2 separate regions of the Homo sapiens genome follow, and region 1 is linked to region 2. A link is an interaction called in ENCODE POLR2A ChIA-PET data of the cell type or tissue named here. Cell type or tissue: PC-9. All regions are shown on one strand. Links, peaks and the distances in the headings refer to the core of each region. The heading gives the core; the rest is flanking DNA.

Region 1 (11,850 bases), core at 1,165-9,164, 480 kb after region 2:
CACGAAAATTCCCAAGATAATAACCACCACTCTTGGAACTGCCAATCGAAGGGCTTCTTGATATTTGACACAAAATTAGTAGATTGTTTAAGGCACTTTACTCAGGTTATATATTAGATCACAACATAAAAGATCAGGAAACTGATCACACAGGTAATGCAGGGAGGAATCACTGTAGCTGCACAAAGGGATGTAAAGTGAGTCTTTCGTGACCTCTCCCCATTAGGTTCCTTTATGCTCACCACGCCCGGCTAATTTTTGTATTTTTAGTAGAGACAGGGTTTCACCATGTTGGCCAGGCTGGTCTCAAACTCCCGACCTCAAACGATCCACCTGCCTCGGCCTCCCGAAGTGCTGGGATTACAGGTGTGAGCCACTGCACCCGGCCCACTCTCTCTTTTTCATCTGTTACTTCTAAGTTAGCCAGTTTGGAGTTTGGGTTGGATCACGTTAGGATTTTCTGAGTCACCTAGTTAAGTAAGTGGGGAAGGTCCCAGTTCCTTCAGGATTAAGATGGATGGACTGCCAGTTGAGTTTTCATTTTTTTCCGTAGCACAGGGAAACCAGCTGGCTTGGAAAACCTGATGTTACTCTTTACGTGTTCCCAAAAGACACCTCCAAAATGACCTAAGTAAAAAGGGTAGGCGCTCGCATGCACACAAAGCCTCTATAAGTTTGTGGGTGCTCTTCTACCTGGATTATCCCTTGCAAGTCCTTCTTACAGAGACAATGACACCCATGATAGTCACAAGTCATATGCAGGTGAGCCAAACCCCATGGTATGCTGCACCCTTACACCTGTGAATACGCCATGCTGCCCCCAAACAGGGAGAACAACAAGATTTCTTTTTTTTTTTTTTTTTCAGACGGAGTCTTGCTCTGTCGCCCAGGCTGGAGTGCAGTGGCACGATCTCTCGGCTCACGGCAAGCTCCGCCTCCTGGGTTCACGCCATTCTCCTGCCTCAGCCTCCCAAGTAGCTGGGACTACAGGCGCCCACCACCACGCCTGGCTAATTTTTTGTATTTTTAGTAGAGATGGGGTTTCACCATGTTAGCCAGGATGGTCTCGATCTCCTGACCTCATGATCCGTCCGCCTCAGCCTCCCGAAGTGCTGGGATTACAGGCGTGAGCCACCGCGCCCAGCTGAGAACAACAAGGTTACTATTCCCATTATCTATGTGAAGTCATTAATTACCTTCTCTTTCCTTCCCTCCCTCTGCTCCTTTCACAGTCGAGAGAAAAATATAGTTTTAAAAATTGTGCTACTACAGAAAGTCTGCAAAATGCAATGAAAACGAGAAAACTAGAATACATGTACCCAGAGGTAACATATTAAACACTGTCATATGATCTGCCTTTGTAAATAATTATATAACTACACAGACATCTTTAAACTTTGAAGAGAACTAGTTTTGTGTCTTATTTTAAACTTAATATTACATCATGAGCATTTCCCTTTCCACTTATTGAAGCAACATTCAACGTTGCTATTAAATCAATAAAATGTTATTTAAAAATGATTTGGAAAAGCTTCAACTATCTTATTTCAACGATGTACCATACTTTACCTAACCTTTCATGAATGTTGGGATTTAGGTTGTGTCTAAGATTTACTATTGCAAACAAACAATACCATGATGAAAATCCTTTGATTCCACCTTTATTTCCTTGGAGCAAAGAATTTCTGCCTCACAGAACCTGTATATAATTTTTAAGAATCTTGATATTGCCAAAATATCCAAAAAGGGTATTCTGATGTTGACTTACAATAGACAATTTAAGAAGGGTTGGCCCTCATAGATACTTCCCATTAATAAGTAATAAAAATTTTTAAAGACTCCTATATAAAATCTTATTTTCTTCTTTCTTTGAATATATTTGTATATTTTTACCATTTGCATTTTTTTGCGAGTTCCCTTATTCTTATTCTTTACCCATTTTTCTGCGAGTCTGTATTTCCTATTTATCTGCAACAGCTCCTTATGTATTACATGCTGTATCTGTTTCAAGTACAATTTTTCCAATTTATTACTTGTCCTTTAATTTTGTTTCAGTTTATTCAGAATTTTCCCCTTGATTTTTTCCATTGCAATTAATCAAATCTACTGGAGTTTTCCTTTAAGATTTTTTTTTTTTCATTTTCCTTAGGCACACAGAAACCTTCCTCATTCTTAGACCAACATTTTCATATTTTTCTTCTAGTTTTGTTTAATGTTTCTGTTTTTAAATTCAAGCTTTCAATCAATACAAAATTTATTTTTTTAATCTGGTGATATCTTATTTGATCACTTCCCAAATCCTCAATCACATTAATGCCTTTTGTTGGAAAATCCATTCATTCTCTACAGGTTGGAAATTCTTTCTTGAGCAAGAGACCATGGATACCCAGAACTTAAGTTATCGGCCTTCTCTTTTTATGTTCACGGCAGATAAAATAACGTTACTGGGAATCCTCCGTGCTGAATGAAACAGCCTCAAAATTCTTACCAAGACTTCTTCATTCAAACACCTGGTTAGAGCCAACTATGAGCAAGCACATGCTAAGAATTGGGAAGCAGAAAGAAGAGCCGAGGGGTCCATCCACGTAGGCTCCACACTGCAGTGGCAAGTGAGACATACATCCACCAATACCCATGCATCAAAGGTATTTAACAAATAAGTACACAAGGATCAATGTCATAAAAAATGAAGTAACAGGTGGAAAGATAACCTATAGAAGGGGAACCCAAATTTGAACAGAATGCCAGGCCCAGAACACTTTCCTTGAGATGCTAACTGAGCTCTAGAAGAAAGATGAGGAAGGGAGATTCCTATTTCAGGTAACATAGTGAACTAGACAACCTCAAAACCCTCACAGTGAAAACATTTTGAAAAGTTAACAAGGAACATATATGTGTGCGTGTGTGTGTGTGTGTGTGTGTGTGCGCACGCACGCATATAAAACTTAAGTTGGCATCACAGCAAAAATACAAAAATGAAAAGCAAGTCCAAGTTGGAAAATTAGAATATAAGTAATCCCTGAAACTCAGTATTGCTTTGAGGGGAATGGCTCTTGACCTTCTGCTTTCACTGCTGTGAGGGTGCAGGAGGGAGAAGATGAGGCCCATGGCCTGGCTTAAGAGGGAGTCAGAGAGAGAACCTTTGCATGAAGTTAGGACCCGAATCCTACACTCTTAGTATAAAGGTGATTTAGAAACAAACCCCCACACACAGAAGGGAGGAACAGAAAACACACTGATTTTTATCTGGATGACTACTAAAGTGGGGGTGGGAGGCCTTCCCTGAGAATTAGCACCCTCAAGATGGATCACACAGTGGTGTGTTGTCTGGACTCAAGCTATCTGGTGTCTGACAGACCTCAAATGCAGAATTTAATTCAAAGTGATTAGGACTGACAGGGCCTCAGGCAACTAGCCGCAATAAATGCAAATCTGCTTCCAGGCAAACACAACATTACACCTCCAGGCTTTCATAAATCTGCATGGAATTTCCCATAGAGTTCAACTGTAGTAAGTGAGGAGGAAAGGCTAGGGCCCACGGCTAGGCTGCAGGGCTCAATTCTTGTTTCCACCACTCCACAGCTAAGAAGTCTTGGTCTAGCTGCCTCTACTCTCAGGTTCCTCCTCTGTAAAAGATTATCACAGCACTAATTTCAAGGATCTGTCATGAGATTTCAATGAGATAACACTAAATGTTTAGTACTATGTCTGATACATGATAAGTGACAAGTAAATGTTGGCTATTGATTTTGATTACCATTTTGCAAATTTATATTGTTGTATACCTTTACTCATTGTTCTGTTTATTAATATTTCCTCCATTGTTTTATTAAATTTACCAGAGGTTTGCCATCTTCTTATATATGGAAATTAATTAATTAAAAATTAATATTTTCATTAATTTAAATTAATGAAAATTAATATTTGTTTACTTTTCTGTTTATTATTTTTCTTACTTCACAGAATTCTGCTGTGAACTCCACTTCCCTTCTGCTTTCCTTAGGGACACACCATTGTTCATATTTCAATTACTGCATGAAATGCAAGATTCATTTATCATTACCTTTGTTTTTGAATAATGAAAGAAGTGGAGGCTATTAAAATATCTCCAGTGACAGCTTTGGCCACATTCCATAAACTTTACTATGAAATGTTCCTCTTCTGTTGATACCAAAACAGACTATAATTTTAGTTTTTATATCCTTTTGGATTAAATAGCATTTAGGAAGAATCTTTACCCTCCTCTAGTTTCCAAGAAGTTTGAATTTCCCATTTAATAGTTTGTTTCTGATATGTAGTTCCGCTGCACTGTGGTCAAGAGTAGGGCCTGTGTAATTTTTATGGTATCTATCATTTGTGTAATTTTTTTGATGAACACTTCACTCATTTTTATTCCATATGATAGGCAGTTCAATAACTACTGATATTATGTTTTAAAAATCATTTCTGTCATTAACAAGATGATTCATCTTTCTTTTCTGTGGCCAAAGCTCTCCCAACATATATTTCTATCAATTTTTGTTTTGTGCTTAGTATATCTGGAAGTTTTCTACTTGGAAAATAACTCGGCTATTCTATCCTCTTATGGGTATTAAACTTACCAATTTAAAATTATTAGTTGTACCTAATTAAATATATTTTATTGTATTTGATTTAGTCTAAAATTAACACACTCACACCATATTGCTATTTAACCAAGAATTAAAGTTGTTATCCAGTAATGGAAGAGTTTAAAGCATTTACGTTTATTAAAGTAATTGATGTTTGATTTTACTTCTGTGATAGTATGTTTATGCATTCTTCGAGAAAAAAATCTTACATCATCACAATTCACCTCTTTTAAACGTACAGTTCAATTTAATAAATGTATACAGTTTGCAACAACCACAGCAGTCACTTTATAAAACAATTTGATCGCCCTCGAAAATGCCCTGGTGTCCCTTGCTAGGCAGTCCCACCACACCACCCTCTGGCTCCTATTAACTCTGTCTTGCTTTCAAGAATGTCACATCAATGGAACCATTTACCATGCAGTCTTTCGGTCTGGCTTTCTTTCACTTAACATCAAACCTTCTCACTGGCATTGCTGTATGTGCCGTCAGTTCATTCCTTCCCACTGCTGAGACATACCACAGCTGTTTACCAGTTCTTCAGCTGACAGTCAGTGAAGTCCTATGAATAAAGCTGCCACGAATATCCACATACAAGTTTTCCAGTGGACATAGGTTTTATTTCTCTTGGTTGAACACCTAGGAGTGGAACCACTAGGTCATATTGTGAGTTATGTTTAATATTTTAAAAAGCTGCCAAGGCCGGGCGTGGTGGCTCACACCTGTAATCCCAGCACTTTGGGAGGCTGAGGCGGGTGGATCACGAGGTCAGGAGTTTGAGATCAGCCGGGCCAATATGGCAAAACCCCGTCTCTACTAAAAATACAGAAATTAGCTGGGCGTGGTGGTGGGTGCCTGTAATTCCAGCTATTCGGGAGGCTGAGGCAGAAGAATCGCTTGAACCCGCGAGGCGGAGGTTGCAGTGAGCCAAGATGGGGCCACTGCACTCCAGCCTGGGCAAAGAGTGAGACTCTGCCTCAAACAAACAAACAAAAAAGCTACCAAGCTGTTTTCTGAAGTGGTATACCATTTTTCACTTCCATCAGTGATGTCAGAGAGTTGCAGCTGTTCCACATCCTCACTGACACTTTGTATTGTGAGTCCTTTTAATCTTAGCCATTGTAGTGGGTGTGAAGTGGTATCTCAGGATGGTCTTTAATTTGCATTTCCCTGATGACTAATGATGTCATTATTGATTTGCATTTTTCAGGGATTCATTGGCCACTCCATCTCTCCTTGGCTGACATGTCTCTTAAAATATGTTGCTCATTTCTAAATTGGGTTGTTTTCTTATTATTGGTGTAAGACCTCTCCATATATCCCAGATACAAATCTTTCATCAGATAGATGCTTGGCAAATTCTTTCTTTCAGTCTGTAGCTTATCCTTATAGTTTCTTATTAATGTCTTTGCAAGAACAAAAATCCTCAACTTCGATGAAGTCCAATTTATCAATTTTTTTCTTATTTAGTGTGTGCTTTTTATGTCTTATTTAAGAAATCTCTCTGCCAGGCATGGTGGCTCACACCTGTAATCCCAACACTTTGGGAGGCCGAGGTAGCAGGACTGCTTGGGCCAGGAGTTCAAGATCAACACGGGCAATATAGCAAGACCCGTCTCTCCAAAAAAAAAAAAAAAATTTTTTTTTTTTTTTAAATTAGCCAGGCGTGATAGCATGTGCCTGTAGTCCCAGCTACTCTAGAGGATGAGGCAGGAGGATTGCTTGAGCCCAGGTATTTGAGGCTGCAGTGAGCTATGATTCTGCCACTGCACTTCAGCCTGGGTGACAAAGGGAGACCCAGAGAAAGAAAGAAAAGAAAGGAAAAAAAGAAAGAGGAGAGGAGAAGGGAGGGGAGGAGAGAGGAGGGGAGGGGAGGGGAGGGAAGGGGGACAGAGGGAGGGAGGGAGGGAGGAAATCTTTGCCCAACTTGAAGTCCCTATAATTTTCTTTGTTTTCCTCTATAAGTTCTACAGATTTAGCTCCCATATTTAGGTGTTAAGATTCATTTCAAGTTAATTTTTGTATGTGGAATGAAGTGAGGAGCAAGATTAATTTTTTCCCATGTGGCTATCTAATAGTTCATTTTATTATTATTATTATTTTTTTCTGTCTCATCTTCTTTGCTTCTTACTTAGGCTTTATTTCATTTGAAATAATCATCACTAATAAATTAGATCTAATTCTACTTATTTCATTGGGGTCATGTCTGAGCTTTGCAGAAACACCTTACCCTTTTTTCCAGGATAATCAAAGTAAAGAGTTAAAAGATACCACCTAAGTTACCCCACAAAATCCACTATATTTAACAGCTTTTAAACCCAACTCATACTCTCCAGTGTGTTTTAAAATGGCTGTGATCAGCTTATTATTTGCGTATGTTCTGAAGACAAATACTTTTCGGCATTTGCAATCAGCCTTGCAACTGACTTAAAACAATTATTTACATATCACTCTATGTGTAACTCTGTACACACTGTCTGCCCCTTTATAACAATACCTTTTCATTCCTGAATATTCATTTTGATCACTTTTTTGGGTGGCTTGCAAAGAAGCTATAGTTTCTTCAAGAACAATACACTTGTGTATATTTTCTTTTTTTTTCTGTTTTTGTTTGTTTGTTTGTGTGTGTGTATTTTTTGAGACGGAGCTTGCTCTGTCACCCAGGCTGGAGTGCAGTGGCGTGACCTTGGCTCACTGCAAGCTCTGCCTCCCAGGTTCACGCCATTCTCCTGCCTCAGCCTCCCGAGTAGCTGGGACTAGAGGTGCCCACCACCACATCCGGCTAATTTTTTGTATTTTTAGTAGAGACGGGGTTTCACCGTGTTAGCCAGGATGGTCTCAATCTCTTGACCTTGTGATCCGCCCACCTCGGCCTCCCAAAGTGCTGGGATTACAGGCGTGAGCCACAGCGCCCAGCCTTTTTTCTGTTTTTAAAATTTTTTTAAGTCTATTTATTTATTTTGAGACCAGGTTATGAGACTGGCTAATTTGTGGATTTTCTTGGTAGAGACGGGGTTTCGCCATGTTGCCCAGGTGGGTCTCGAACTCCTGGGCTCAAGTGATCCACCCACCTCAGCCTCCCAAAGTGCTGGGATTACAGGCGTGAGCCACTGCACCTGGCCTATTGGTGTATATTTTCTGAGTTCCTGCAAAGCCTATCATTTTTTTTCTGTTGCCTTATTAACATGAGAGAACTTGGTTGGTATTCTTGGGTCTCTGTCTATTTTGCTCAAAACTCTGCAGACATTTTATTTGGACACCTACTCTCACAGCACAGAAGCTGAGGCGGGATTTTTATTCTTCCAAGATAATAAGCTTGTCTCCACCCTCTGCCCTGGTATTACCACGTAGTGTTAAAAGCCAAGTTCCATACCTTGTCCACAGCCATCAACAACCATATGTGTTACTGAGCACTTAAAATACGCAAGTCCAAAGTGAGACGTTCAAAATATATACCAGATTTCAAAGACTTAATATTTACAATCTGTAAAATATCTCAGTAATTCTCAAAATACTGATCTCAGGTTGAAACGATACTATTTTGGATAAATAAAATTAAATGAGATGTATTATTAAAATGTATTGCACTGGTTCTATTTTGCTTTTCAGAATGTGACTACTGGAAAATTTAAAATCACACAGATGAGTTGCTGTTTTATTTCCATCGGGTAGCGCTGCTCAAGAGTCAGACTACCCAAAATTCATGTTTTGGTTCCACAATGCATTCGCTGAGTAATCTGAACAAGTCTCTTTCCTAAGCTTCAGTTTCCTCGCCAGGAAATGGTAGGGATAAAAGAAGATTATGCAAGTTAAGCATATTAGGTTGGCAAATAATCAACTCTTAATAATGGGAATTACTATTCCTAAAAGAAGGATTGTGTTTTAATCCTTGCAATTCAAATAATTTTCTAGGGTGTACACTAATGTGGGCAACTTATCACTGATTTTACCTTAGTTGTCGAGGCTCCTTTTGATCTGCAGGTATACAATTCCTTTTGGTGCTTGACAATTTTCCTTGAGTTTCATCATCCTAGGGATGAAGCAGCCAACACCCTGGGCCTTGCAGTATCTAGAGCCCATAGTTTTCATTAACTTTTTCCAACAACACCTCAGCCACTCAATCCCAGGCTAACATGCCAAAAAAAGAACCCCAAAAAGGGCCTCATCGAAAATACCAAATCTCTAACATCTCACTCCTCAACTCTAGCCTTTTATCCTTTCATAACATTTGGACAAAGACTCTGTGCTCAGTGCAAATTTCCTAACCTCATCATAATTTCCAGTTTACCCTGCCCATTGCTTTCTCATTATTTGTCAAACACCTCTGGTCTTTCTTGTTTTGATCCCAACTCCGTCATTATAACCACACTCTTGAATCAATGAAGTTTTTTGTTTTTGTTTTTTAGATGGAGTTTTGCTCTTGTCGCCCAGCCTGGAGTGCAATGGCGCAATCTCAGCTCACTGCAACCTCCGCCTCCTGGGTTCAAGCGATTCTCCTGCCTTGGCCTCCCAAGTAGCTGGGATTACAGGCACCCACCACCATGCCCGGCTAATTTTTGCATTTTTAGTAGAGACAGAGTTTCACCATGTTGGCCAGGCTGGTCTCGAACTCCTGACCTTAGGTGGTCCACCTGCCTCAGCCTCCCAAAGTGCTGGTATTACAGGCTTGAGCCACCATACCCCGCTGAAGTTGTTTCTTAACAGAAGTTTCTGGTAGGTAAGACTTGTGGTGCATGAGATAGCACTGCAGGGAAGGCTCACAAGAACGAGATTCTGGCATCCGCTCCATCCAAATGCTGCTCTCTTTAGCAGCATTTGGTTAATTCTTTTGGCAAATTCCTTAGAAATAAAACATAATAAAACACATGTCCTCTCTGTGGCATGGAGTTCTTGGGAGGACAGAATGAAAGTAGGTATATGAAAGCACTTCTCTCTCTTTTTTTTAATTTTTATTTTTTGTGGGTACATAGTAGGTGTATATATTTATGGGGTACAAGAGATGTTTTGATACAGATAAAGCATTTCCTTATCAGTTAAATGAAGTATGAATGAGAAGACCACAATAAATAAGAATGAGAAGGAAACAATGCTCAGGATGAGAAAAAAGGTGAGTTGGGACACTTCACTGCTTTTAAATGAGTTTAAGACTCTGAGCTCAGACCAACTGTAGCTCAAGGTGGGGCATGTCACATATGCAGATCTAGACCAAGTGCTGTGATTTGCAGAACCACAGAGAATGTCTCTGTCTATGGGATGGAGACACAATGGGGAGCACATTTAAGCAAGTCAGCAACCTGGAAGGCATTTATTCCACAAGCAGGTCAGAAGACATGTTTTAAGGGTCAACTGTCACCTAGGCTCCATACACTGTCATTTCAGGTACAGTTGAAGAAATGTAGTAGTGATTACTGAGAAGAAGAGAGGACTCAGTAAATGTGTCAGGTCTTCAAACAACTGGTTGATGCACACTGTGTAGCTCAAAACATAGAAGCCAGGTATTTGCTGGAGGCCAGGATTGGCCAGATTTTGTCCAAATCTGGCCATGCCCATGCCAAAGGCTGGGCATGAACATAAATGTTACAGACCTTGCCCTCTAGGTTCCCTCTGTCTAGTAGAGAAGGCAGATGAGGGAACAGACAAATGGTACACAGGCTTGCACCTGATCTTCATTAATGCTCAGGTGGACCAATGAGGAGAATGAAAAAGATGAAGATTTCAGTAAGGCATAAGGCGAATATTTCTAATAGAGTTTCTAAATATGGAACAGGGTCCTTTGGGAGGTAATGATCTCTTATCTCTGGAAGTATTCAAAAGCAGAAGATTAATGACCATTTGTATAGAATATTATAGAAGAAAGTGGAAGGTTATGCTAGATGACTGCCAAGTTCCTTTCTAATTAAGATTCTATGCTTCTCAAAAGGGGACAAGAACCATTCATTAGAAGACTGTTAAATAAAGAAAAATCTGCCTGTGTAAAAAGTGAATTGAACAAATGACATAAAAAGATTATTTTATAATGCAGATTAGAGTTTGCATTCATTGTCTAAAATTTTCTATGTCCAACATTTCACAGTCAAACATCAGTCTTATAAATACACAAAGGTATGCTTTCAAGTGCTTTATGCTTTTCCATGTCCATTCTGTGATCTTGCCCTCATTGTGTGAGACAGAAAAGCCCATGACAGAGGCCAGAGGTACACTGCTGACCTTGCAGAACCAGCCTTCGTATTCAGAAACCACACAGATAATCCAAGAACCAATAAAACAATAAAGAAAATGGGAAAGTGGTAATTTTTCCAGACCTGCGCATAATATTTAACCTCTGTCACCCTGCCGAATAACACAGGACCACAAAGGAAAGAAGGAAGAAGAGCATACATCCATCAACTATTCTAGAAAAATAAGCCAAAATGTAGACCCTCTGATGACAGGTCGGCAGTCATTGTTGGAGGAGAAGAGGAAGGGTTGACATGGTGGGCTTAGAAAAGATTTAAGAAGTTAATTACAGTCATCTTTAAATATATGAAAGGCAGCCACATTAGGAACAAAAAGAAGAAAGCAAGATTTGTTGAGTGCCTATTATGTGCCAAGCATTGCTTTCCATTACAAGTTCTCATTTAACTGCAATCAATCTTCACCAATAAAGGAGAGCCAGAAATACCCATTTTGATAGGCTATTTATTCACCTCTGTCCATTGCTCTGGGTATTAACACATTATTAGTGAACTGGGGGATTCAGAAGGCCACACACACCTTACTTCATTTCTCATGTTTCTGCAGGACATCCCAGAGCAGATAATGCCCTTCCATGAGACATATCTATGTCTTCTCTCTTTCTTCTGCAGGTCCAGCTTCACTGGAGCTGCTCCAGCCTTATGAGAGCATTTCGTCACAGCACCTGAAGTTCAACCATTGTTAAGTGTGGTCCCCACTGAACTATAAACCAGGCCCAGCAGCCAGAAAACCCAGATCCCATTCTGGGAAAAGCTATATGTTAGAAAGAAACATATGTGATCTCTTGTTGGGCAATTCAGTTGCACTTCTTGGCCTAATTCATGAAAAAAAAAAAAAAAAAAAACTTGTAAGTATTAAGCCTTCTTCCCACCCTAGAATCCTATGATTTCATGCTCTCTTCAGTCTCTCCCAGAAGAAAATGTCCAGTATTCAGGAAGCATAGCTTCCCAGGAAACAGATAGGGTAGCAGCAGTTTACCCACCCCCTACATGACAGGAACAATGAG
Region 2 (11,850 bases), core at 1,843-9,842:
TTTAAAAAGGGAGATCATTCAGCCGGGTGCGTTGGCTCACGCCTGTAATCCCAACACTTTGGGAGGCCGAGACGGGCGGATCCCGAGGTCAGGAGATTGAGACCATCCTGGCTAACAAGGTGAAACTCCATCTCTACCAAAATTACAAAAAATTAGCCGGGCGTGGTGGCGGGCGCCTGTAGTCCCAGCTACTCGGGAGGCTGAGGCAGGAGAATGGCATGAACCCGGTAGGCAGAGCTTGCAGTGAGCCGAGATTGTGCCACTGCACTCCAGCCTGGGCAACAGAGTGAGACTCTGTCTCAAAAAAAAAAAAAAAAAAAAAAAAAAAAGGGAGGTCATTCAAGGTGAACTTGACCTAATCAAATGAGCTCTTTAAAAGCAGAAGTGTTTCTCAGGTTGGTCACTGAGGAAGGAGTCAGAGATGTGCTCTTGCTGGGCTGGAAGAGGTAACAACCATGTTGCGAGCTGTCCATGGGGACCATGTGGCAAGGAATGTGGGTGTCCTATAGGAGGTAAGAGAAACCCCTGATAAGGAAACAGGGACCTCAGTCCTACAACCTCAAGGAGCTGACTTTGGCCAACAACTTTAATGACTTTGGAAGTTTATATGGTTTGGCTGTGTCCCCACCCAAATCTCATCATGAATTGTAGCTCCCATAATTCCCAAGTGTTGTGAGAGGAGATAATTGAATCATGGGGGTGGTTTCCCTTATACTGTTCTCGTGGTAGTGAATATGTCTCACGAGATCTGATGGTTTTATAAGGGGAAACCCCTTCCACTTGGCTATCACTTCTCTCTTGTCTGCCACCATGTAAGAAGTGCCTTTCACCTTCTGCCGTGATTGTGAGGCCTCCCCAGCCACATGGAACCGTGAGTCCATTAAACCTCTTTTTCTTTCTAAATGACCCAGTCTCAGGTATGTCTTTATCAGCAGAGTGAAAACAGACTAATACAGAAATGGATTTTTTTCCCCAGAGTATCCAAAAAGAAACACAGACTGGCTGACACCTTGATTTCAGCCTTGTGAGACCCTGCAAACAGAACCCAGCAATGCTGTTGCTGGACCTCTGACCTACATACCACTGTGAGCTAATAAGTGGGAGTTGCTTTGGACCTCTAAGTTTGCCATTATTTGTTACCTAGCAATAGAAAATCAACACAGAGCAAGAGTAAAGACAGATAGGATAAGACAGCTCATACATGAATGATTTCTGTTTCTGTTGGAGATGAAAGTATTACTAGTCACACAGAGAAAGGGCTAGGGGCTAAATGAGCTGCACTGATGGTAAATGCTGATAGAGGCCTATGGAGGGGACCTTGTGGCCCAGGGCAGCAAGAAATGCTGCATTGGAGAGATGGGGTACATGCGAGTGACAATGGGAAGAGTTGGTAGCTGGAGAGAACTGGGAAAGCCTTCAGGTAAGGGGAGTGATTTAAGCACAACTGTGTGAGCAGAAATATGCAAGAGGTGCTATAGGAAGAGTAGGGAGGCTGCCACTGATCCCATCTATCTTCCCTGTCTGACTTGGCTGAGGCCATTCCAGACAATTCTCTGAATATGTTATGCATTTTCACATCTGCAGGCATTTGCAGAGACCTCTTCTTCTGCCTATAACAACTTTTCTGCCTTCCTCCCTTGTCTTTTCAAGACCCAGCCCAAGGCTCCTTCCCTACAGTTCCCAGTCTCAAAAAGGTGAATCTCGAGCCCGTTTTCATGGCTCATAAATAGAAGCTGGGACTTCAATAGACTTTCTCTCTCTTTCTTTCTTTCTTTCTTTCTTTCTTTCTTTCTTTCTTTCTTTCTTTCTTTCTTTCTCTTTCTCTCTTTCTCTCTTTCTTTCTTTCTTTTTCTTTTCTTTCTCTCTCTCTCTTTCTTTCTTTTTTTGATGAAGTCTTGCTCTGTCACCCAGGCTGGAGTGCAGTGGTACTATCTCCGCTCACCACAATCTCCGACTCCTGGGTTCAAGCGATTCTCCTGCCTCAGCCTCCCAAGTAGCTGGGATTACAGGTGTGTGCCACCAAGCCCCGCTATTTTTTTTTTGCATTTTTAGTAGAGACAGGGTTTTACCATGTTGGCCAGGCTGGTCTCGAACTCCTGACCTCATGACCCACCCGCCTCAGCCTCCCAAAGTGCTGGGATTACAGGCATGAGCCACCGCGCCTGGCCTCGACTTGTTCTTTCTACTATCCCACATTTAGTAAAGAAGGGAAAGAAACTCTTTCCCAGGTCAATAATCAACCTCAAATGTATCCTTTTGCTCTAATTCTCATTTCCAAATGGCAGGCTTTCTTACAGCGGGGCCCACCCGCCCAGGCTGGCCAGGCTGACAGCCCAATTCTGTAGGAGCCCTTGGCTGTGAATTTCTACAGTAGCTGAAACTGCGAGGAGCTTCCCGAGGCTCCCCGAGAGAACTGGAGGGCCCCAGGCTCTTCCCACGGCATCCTTGATCATGTTCTCGTTTCCTCCTCCAGAAACGTGGGGCTAAAATAAGCCCAGAAGCTGAGGAAGGGCTGAGTCAGACCCTCAGAGTGGAGCAATCACTGCACGGCTGCTCCTTGTAAGAAACATCCCGTTGCGCCTGAGTTGTTTATTGCCAGGAGCTGTAAGTGAAAAATGAGCTCTCTTAAGCCAGGCTGGGAGCAGGCTCCTCTTCCTGGAGATGGCACGATGCTTCACAGCTTGGAAACGTTCTGTGCCAGTATAAAAGGGGTGGCATACATCCCTCGGAGCAGGAAAGCCTGATGACAAAGGGGAAGGAGCCTGGGCTGGAAGCCAAGTGGCACTAGGGTTAGTCTCAACTTCATTGCTTACCAGATATGTCAAATGAATGATACCCTTACCTGCTGAGAGTCTACCTTTTCTCAGTTGCAAGATTAAAATGTAAGCCAGATGATGTCTGAGTTTCTTTCTGGCCCCGGCTTTCTTTTGGTTTGTCCAAGCAGCTCCGCAAACTCACTCTCAGGCCCTAAATGATGTGGGCTGTTAACGGTGGAGAAAGGAATTCCGACGTGGCCTATGGCAGCCGTTGCTTCATTGAGTCTGGTTCAGTCAGCACCCACTGATTGGGCACCTCTGCTGTCCAGGCATCTGGGAAATGGCTGGGGATACAGAGGTGAAGAAGACAGGGTTTCTTCAGGAACTCACTTTCCAGCAGGTGAGAGTATGAGTAGAAAAGGTGGACAAAACAAAAAGCTGCTTAACAACACAAACTCCTTTGCTAAGCCCTGAATGAATGATCCGGACAAGCTGCTCAGAATGAGGAACGGTTCACAAGAGTCCAGGTGGGAGTGGGCTTTAGCCGGAAATTCAATTCTGTTACCATTAGGTTGGTACAAAAGTAATTGCAGTTTTCGCCATTCCTTTTTTTTTTTTCTTTTTTTGAGACGGAATCTTGCTCTGTCGCCCAGGCTGGAGTGCAGTGGCACGATCTCGGTTCACTGCAACCTCTGCCTCCCAGGTTGAAGCGATTCTCCTGCCTCAGCCTCCGGAGTAGCTGGGATTACAGGCATGTGCCACCATGCCCAGCTAATTTTTGTATTATTAGTAGAAATGGGGTTTCACCATGTTGCCCAGGCTGGTCTTGAACTCCTGAAGTCAGGTGATCCACCCACCTCAGCCTCCCAAAGTGCTGGGATTACAGGCGTGAGCCACTGCGCCCAGCCACACCATTACTTTTAAATAGCAAAAACCGCAATTACTTTTGCACCAACCAAATAGATTTTTCCCATCTCAGTGAAGTTTTATTGAGAAAGAGGTCAGTAAGAAATGATTAGAGAGGTCAAAATTTACCTTCTTCAGATGATCTAACATTTTAATGTCCATGTAGTTTTTCCCAGACAGCAAGAATAATTCAGGGTTGGTTTTCATCCCAAAGTTTCCCCATACTTAAGAGAAAAACCATTCACACGCAGTGATGGGGGCCACTTAACTGAAAATACTTCTAATGCAAAAGAGTAAGAGACTAAATCATTACTGAAGAGTTCAGGTCCTATTTCAATGATACTCTCTCTCTCAGATTCACCACAGTCAGCACTTCCAAAATGTCTTTCAAACATTTAAAAAACATTTATTAATGACATTTGCATTTTAAGCCATAATTAAAACAAATGTTAAGATTTAATGACATATTTTAATATTTCCAAATATCACACTGCATGCAATGGCTCATGCCTGTAATCCCAGCCCTTTGGGAGGCCAAGGCAGGCAGATTGCTTGAACTCAGGAGTTTGGAAGCAGCCTGGGCAACATGGCAAAACCCCATCTCTACGAAAATTAGCTGGGAGTGGTGGCATGCACCTGTAATCCCAGCTACTTGCGGGGCTGAGGTAGGAGACTTGCTGGAGCCCAGGAGGTCGAGGCTGCAGAGATCCACGTTCGCACCACTGCACTCCAGCCTGGGTTACAGAGCGAGACTTTGTCTCAAAAAAAATCATTTAAAAAGCTACATTTAGTCAGGCGCAGTGGCTCATGCCTGTAATCCCAGCACTTTAGGAGACTGAAACTGGAAAATCACTTGAGGCTGGTAGTTTGAGACCAGCCTGGGAAACAAAGCAATATCCTGTCTCTACAAAAAATGTTTTAAAAATGAGCTGGGCACAGTGGCACATACCAGTTGACCTAGCTACTAGGGAGGCTGAGGAGCAAGGATCGCTTGAGCCCAGGAGGTTGAGGCTGCAGTGAGTTATGATTGTGCCACTGTACCCCACAGGAAGACCCTGTCTCTAAAATAAATAAATATTTTTAAAGGCTTTATTTAATTTTATGATTTTCTCATTGGGATTTTTTTTTTGCCATCAACTTTTTAGTTTGAAGCTTGAAAAATGAATTAAAATAAGCAAAATTTGAGACATCATGCATATAGAAAATGAATAAAACAAATGGAAGACTGAATAAAATGTACTATATTATATATTCATAAAGCAAACGCTATATAACCACCAATCAGGTTCTATGGATTCCCTCTTTTTTCATCTAAATTACATGTGTGCCGTTGTAACTATAACTGTAATGCAGCACATAAGGCACCTAGGATGCTTCCTGATATACACTCAGTACTCAGCGTGTACTCATCCTAATTGTGAGTCACTGATTCATTCAACAAACATTCACTGAGTTTATATTATATGCCAGCTTTGTATCAAGCACTGGAGAAAGAAAAATGGCTAAACATAGTGCTCCATCCCATCTCCACGAGGGAGACAGACACGTGCAACTGAAAGTGATTACAGCTCAAGTTAGTGGAGAGCTCTCCCCAGTGACCCCAGGGCATAGAAGAAGGAGTGGTTTTTCTGCAGAAGGAAAAGGAGTTTGCCCATGAGCACGGTGGGAAGAGAGCTGTTGTTCCATCACAAGTAATGACATGAACAGAGTCACAGAGACCTGGGTGAGCAGCCTCATCCCTGTGCACGGTGGGGCAGGAAGGATGGGGGTTGGGGGATGGATCAGGGAAAGCTGAAGTTTTTCTTTGGAAACAGGGGAACTAGTAGAATCCTGTAAGTACATCAACTCTATGGCGAAGATTTTTCTGACAATGGGGTGGAAGTTTTGAGCTTATGTGGAAACATCATTTACCTCCACATAGTAATAATAATAATTACTAATATTATTATTAGCAATTATACTACTGTTGCTGAGCCTCCTGAGCATTGCATATGTATTATGTCATTTATCACCACAAAAAGCCCCTGAGGTGTCTACTATTATTACTGAGAGGCAGTAGAATTTAATTATTATGAATGCATGCTCTGAAGCTAGATTATTTGTGTTAAGGTCCTGGCTCCACATTTAGGCAAGTAGCTTAATCTCCCCATGACCTAGTTTTCTTATCTTTATAATGAGGTAATAAAAGTGTCAAGCTGATGAGGTTGTGGAAAGGATTTAATAAAATTCTACCTGTGAAATGTTTAAAATAATGTCTGTCCAATACATTGTGTTCAATGAAGGTTGCCTTTTATTGACCCATTTCACAGAGGAGAAAACTGAGGCTTGGGGAGAGGAGGTCACATTTCAAAGGTCACCTGGCCAGTAATTTGAAGGTTCTGGATTCAAACCCAGGAAGTCTCAACACAGAGCCCCATCTCTCTACCATCTAACAAGCCAGGTTTGGTTGCTAAAGTTGGGGCTTTCTCTGGCAAACTTTTGACATGCTTAACTCTGTTTCAAGGACTTTCTTTTTTAAATTAAAAAAAAAAAAAGTTAACAGACAGGATCTGGCTCTGTTGTCCAGGCAGGAGTGCAGTGGCTATTTATAGGAATGATCATGGCACACTGCAGCCTGGAACTCCTGAGCTCAAGTGATCTTCCCGTCTCAGCCTCCTGACTAGCTGGGACTGCAGGCATGCACCACCATGCCTGATTCAAGGACCTTCTTAAGTCATCGCCTGCCAAAAGGTCCAGCCAGAAGGGGATGAGGAAATGTACCTTTATTTGCTTATTGCTACCTAAAGTTACCATTAATTAATTAATGGATTTTATCAAACATTTATTCACTTATGGATATAGTTTCAATGTTTGCCACCTCCAAATCTCATGTTGAAATGTGATCTCCAATGTTGGAGGTGGGGCCTAGTGGGAGTGGGAGATGTTTGAATTACGTGGGCAGATCTCTCAAGAATGACTTGGTGTCCTCCCTGCAATAATGAGTTCACTGGAGATCTGGTTGTTTAAAGGAGCCTGGCATCTCCTCCTCTCCTTCTTGCTCCCGCTCTTGCCATGTGACACCACCTGCTCCACCTGCATCTTCTGCCATAATTGTAAGATTCCTGAGGCCCTCACCAGAAGCAGATGCCAGCAGCATGCTTATTGCACAGTCTGTAGAACCGTGAGCCAAATAAATCTCTGTTCTCTGTAAATCACCCAGTCTCAGGGAATCCTTTACGGCAATGCAAAGTGAACTAACACGCTTACTCATCCCCTAAGTGTTCAGCATCAAATTTTGTCATTTCACATAAATTATCTCAGATACTGTCCACCACCAAAACTGTCTGACTATTCCCATTTTCTAAGTGGGGACATTGATGCTCAGAGGAGTTAAATAACCTGTTCAAGGCCAGACAATTGCTATTGACATTGCAATGTCTACCCCACACCATCTGCAGGGGTGGGGCCTGATTAATGTGAGCTAGTCACAGAAATCACATCTCCATTTCCAGTGGGAGAATTCAGGCCTAAGCCAATTAGTGCAGAGCATCCTGCCAGCTGTAGGGATTAGTTCAGAAATGAGCGTACGTTTTGAATAAAAAAGGTGCAAGGGGAAATTTTCTGGGGCTTCTGCAGATATTGTCCTCTCTCTCTGGAGAAAGCATCAGCAGGAGCCAGTTTGATCCTCTGACATTGCTGTGTGTGGATATGAGTTCTGGGGATACTGCAGCCACCTCACAAGAAGCTTGTGCGTGACACTGGTGCAGCGGTGGGAATGGCCAGGAGCATCACAGAGACCACTGGATAAAGCCAATCCTGAAGCTTCCTGCTATGTGGGCCAACAGATGTCCTTATTGTTCCAACGGTCTGAGTAAGAATTTCTGCACAGTTCGCACAGCGCGGAATTTGGTTCCAAGTCCAAGTCCAAACTGGGGCTACTCCCCAATCCGTGCCTTCCTACCATGCACGGCTGCAGACTTGGTTCTTCTAGTTGTTTACCATCTGGCAGGAGGTTTTTGGCATTCTGTTGTAGTGGCAGATTTGGTCATCAGTCACAATGCCAAGCTGATGGTGGTTTGAGTCATTGCTTTTCTGTTGGCCTATTTCTTTCATAATAAATATGTATCGCTTAGATAATAAAAACAACAAAGGGGAAAATTCCATGTGAGGCAGAGGTAAACAAAAAAGCTCTGCTTTTAGGAGGCTTATATAAAGATCAAGCTGTATGATGTGTGTTGAGCATGCTTTAAAGAATGCCAAACTGGGTGGGGCCCAAGACAGATAAAAGACACTAAGCCTTTTATCATACCACTAGGCACCAGTGACTTTTGAGACCTGGCAATTAATTAGGAGGAGCTGGTTGTAGTTATTATCAAACCTCCCTAATTTCCCCAAGTGAATGGGTGAGGGCTGGGTTGAGGAGAGATGGGGGAGAGGTGGTAAGAATCCTCTGAAGCCCATTTCTGGAACCTTGGTTTCTCAGGATCGCCGCTTCCTTGGTGGATTTCCTTTCTGCTCTCCTCCAAGTGTCCCTTGTGAGACTCTGACTCCGTAGGACTGGCCCCAGCTAACCCTTTGTTGCTAAGGATGTATCATCTTGCTGGGCTTTACCAAGGGCGTTAATAAAACAGCTTCTATGATTATAGCCACACAAAGGTAGGCAAGGAAAAGACCCTAATTTGGAAAGCAGAAACCCACTCTGCAGCTGGAGCCCAACTCCTGACCTTCCCACCCCCAAAGGCATAGGATAAGATTCCTTTCCCCTAGCTGATTGGATTAATTTCAGCCTCACTGACAATTCCCCCCGTCCAGACTCATTTATCTACTGTTGTTTTTAACCTCAAAAAACGTCATGGCAACAAAGATCAGAGGAAAGATCACAGTGTCGAGTCAGAGAGACATATGCATTTGCATCCCACCTCTGCCTCTTGCTAGAACTCTGATTTTGAGAAGGTTGCTTGAGGTCAGCTCCCTCATCTGTAGGGGGTTGTGATGAAATAAATGATGTAATAGAAACCTTATAAATGCATGAAATTACTGAGGAATTTATGTGCTTCTGGAGGAATTATGGGGCGGGGAAGCAAGAGAGATGCCTTTATTTTCTCCCAGGAATGACAGTGGAAAGCAAGGAAGAGTGTTACAACTGAGGGAACAGACAGTGGAAGGCCTGGGGACAAATAAAGTCCAATATAGCTGGAACGTAGAATATGGGAAATAAATGAAGGCTTGAGATCTGAGGGTTCAAAGCCATATAAGGACTTAGCACATTATCCCAAGAGAAGGGAGGAGCCATTGAAGGGTTTTAAGCAAGGGAATAGCTTGACATGTGTTTTTAAAACTTTACTGTGCCTGTGTAGAGAATAGTTTGCAGGGGGTCAAGGCTGGAGCTGGCAGCCCAGTTAGGAGGCTGATGAACTAGTCCAGAGGATGGGTGGTGGCCTGAGCCAGAAAGACAAAAGTGGGATCGAGAAAAGTGGATGGCTGTGCCACTTGCTATGGCTTCAAGGAAGTTACTTAACCTCACTTAAGTTACTTAACCTTCACTGAGTTAAGTCTCACATTTTTCCCCATTGTTTATGGAGGACAGTAATAGTATGTGCATCCTAGAGTTTTTAGGGGATTAAACGAGAGAATGCATATACAGCGCATAGCACAGCATCTGCCACATCGTATGCGCTGGCAAGATGGAAGCGACTATTACCATTGTTAGTAGTGGAAGTCATGTTGGCAAATATCACAGGGCGCATTCGGGGCATGCTGCTTAAATGAATGAAATAAGTGAATAGACAGTGAGTGCCAGAAAAGGCCCTTTTCAAGACTGAAATCTTGTTTAAAAGGTATAAATAGTCCTGGTGAGGAAGGACAGAGAGAGGTAGGAAGGGTTGTTGTGTAAAGAGGTCAATGTGCTCTCTTGGTGAGCTCTTCTGAGAGTTAGGACACAAAGAGAATGTGTCCAAATGGTGAACAGGTGGGGCAAGCAGGCTGGAGTCCTTTTGAAGAGGGTCAGGAAACAAAAGCCTGCAAGCAGCACAGATGTGTGAAAAAGCTATTTTTAGTCTGGTACAAAAAGCCCACAGGAGAAGTACCACCCCTAACCGTAGTCCTCTTTGTCTCTGTCTTCTCTGCCAGGAAAATCAATCATCATGTCAGGAGGGCAGGTGTTAAAATTGGTCAGAGGAAATAAAAATCCAAGAGAAATGAAGATACAGTGAGAGAATGTCATGCTCTATTAAATGCATTCAAGTCTCGTTGCTCAGAGAAATGACATGTTAGGGTTCAACTCAAAATATAAATGTTTTGTTGTTTTTGTAGGTTTTAAAGGAATATATGCTCATTTTAAGACTCAAACTATCAATAGAAACTATTTTAAGCACCAACTATATGGCAGGAAGTAAGTCTAGAGCCTTATGTATATTTACGTCACTTAATTATCTTTTTTTTTTTTTTTTTTTGAGATGGAGTTTCACTCTTGTTGCCCAGGCTGGAGTGCAATGGCATGATCTCAGCTCACCACAACCTCTGCCTCCCAGGTTCAAGCAATTCTTCTGCCTCAGCCTCCTGAGTAGCTGGGATTACAGGCATGTGCCACCACGCCTGGCTAATTTTGTATTTTTAGTAGAGACGGGGTTTCTCCATGTTGGTCAGGCTGGTCTCGAACTCCCGACCTCAGGTGATCCACCCGCCTTGACCTCCCAAAGTGTTGGGATTACAGGCGTGAGCCACTGCACCCAGCCGTCATTTAATTATCACCCAAACTTGTGTGCATATTATCACTTACCCATTCTACAACTAATGAGCCCAAGACCAAGAGAGCTTAAGTGACTTGCCCAGAGTTGCACAGCTTGTTCTATGACCTGCTCATTTGGACAAGTTACTTAATCTCCCTATGCCTCAGTTGGTTCAACTGTTACAGAGGATAAGGACCCAACTGGTTGGGCTGACTTGAGTTTCAAATTCTCTCTCCCAGTAGACTGAAGTGTGCTTAGACATTAGAACCACACTCTCGTTCAAAATCTTCTTTTACAACTTACTAACTTTATGTCTTTGGGCAAGCCATATAGCCGTGTGCCTCAGCTCCTCTTCTGAAAACTAGGGATTTTCTTTTTTTTTTTTTTTGAGACGGAGTCTCGCTCTATCGCCCAGGCTGGAGTGCAGTGTTGCGATCTTGGCTCACTGCAAGCTCCGCCTCCCGGGTTCACGCCATTCTCCTGCCTCAGCCTCCCAAGTAGCTGGGATTACAGACACACAGCACCACGCCCAGCTAATTTTTCTATTTTTTTTTTTTAGTAGAGATGAGGTTTCACTATGTTGGTCAGGCTGGTCTCAAACTCCTGACCTCGTGATCCGCCTGCCTCAGCCTCCCAAAGTGCTGGGATTACAGGCGTGAGCCACCGCGCCCGGCCGAAAACTGGAGATCTTAATAGTGACAATGGGCTGTTGCAAGGATTAAATTAGCTAATAGAGGCTAAATGCTTATAATAGTACCTGCTCTCTCATAGCTAATAGCTGATATTAATATAATTGGTAGCAGTAGTATTTCTATCCTGTCTTGTTAGGACAACATAACTTATCCCAGCAAGGTTCATTAGAAGAAAAAGAACGGACTTCCCAGGGCAGGCAGATCTGTTCTGAGAATTCAAGGAGCTCACACCTGTGAAACACTCAGAATAGTGCCTGGAAAATAGTCATGCTTATGCCCATGTTTAGTTATTATTATCTATAAATTCCACAACACAGCTCTTAACTTCTATTTGCTACTTCTTCACACTGCATTATGCCTAAAAAAACTCATCATCCAGAGACAGATATTGTTGATAGTTTCTTGTGTATCTTCCCTTACTTTTGAAGCAACTGCATAAATGTGTTTCTATGCCAGGTTCACATTTAACTGAGTTAAACATAGTGGGTGTGAACTCTGGCATTGGCAGATAGTGGCTCTGTGGCCTTAGGGAGGTAATTTCACTTGCCTGAATCATAGTTTCCTTATCTGCAAAATGAGGATAATAATCTCATAGAGTGGTAGTGAGGACAAAACATACCATTTTAAGGCACTTAGAACAGAATCTTGTCACATAGGCTTGAAAAAGACTTAGTAATTTAAAACAGATGTTCTATGCAATGGCCAGAGTAATCCTTATAAATCAGATTGTGTTACTTTTCTGCTTAAACTCTGAAATTTTCTTATTGTATTTGGAATTAAATTCATATG

What was found. ChIA-PET counts read pairs that join two places held together with the same protein. Peaks named below come from ENCODE experiments on the same cell type or tissue, not always from the same donor. Only the 100,000 strongest peaks of a DNase experiment are listed, where the experiment ranks them.
Region 1: POLR2A ChIA-PET joins it to region 2 with 10 read pairs; 2 of 35 experiments call an interaction of 5 or more read pairs at or near these places.

The regions. Positions count from the first base shown.
Region 1 is chr22:33,585,611-33,597,460 of GRCh38, forward strand. The region is part of intron 5 of LARGE1 (LARGE xylosyl- and glucuronyltransferase 1); the gene reads right to left. LOC105373007 (a long non-coding RNA gene) reads left to right here. Exons shown (of 3, transcript XR_938183.3): 2 at 1,233-1,325; 3 at 2,431-3,454. Among named protein-coding and RNA genes, the nearest start is that of SNORA50B, 110 kb to the right of the region's middle. In PC-9, for the core only: no CTCF peak of the experiment used is centred there; no DNase peak of the experiment used is centred there.
Region 2 is chr22:33,103,132-33,114,981 of GRCh38, forward strand. It overlaps LINC01640 (long intergenic non-protein coding RNA 1640), which reads left to right and starts at 5,398. Exons shown (of 4, transcript NR_134617.1): 1 at 5,398-5,494; 2 at 5,972-6,102; 3 at 7,278-7,512. It also overlaps a transcript of LARGE1 not described here. RefSeq lists an enhancer at 7,108-8,307. In PC-9, for the core only: no CTCF peak of the experiment used is centred there; no DNase peak of the experiment used is centred there; H3K27me3 peaks cover 6,610 bases.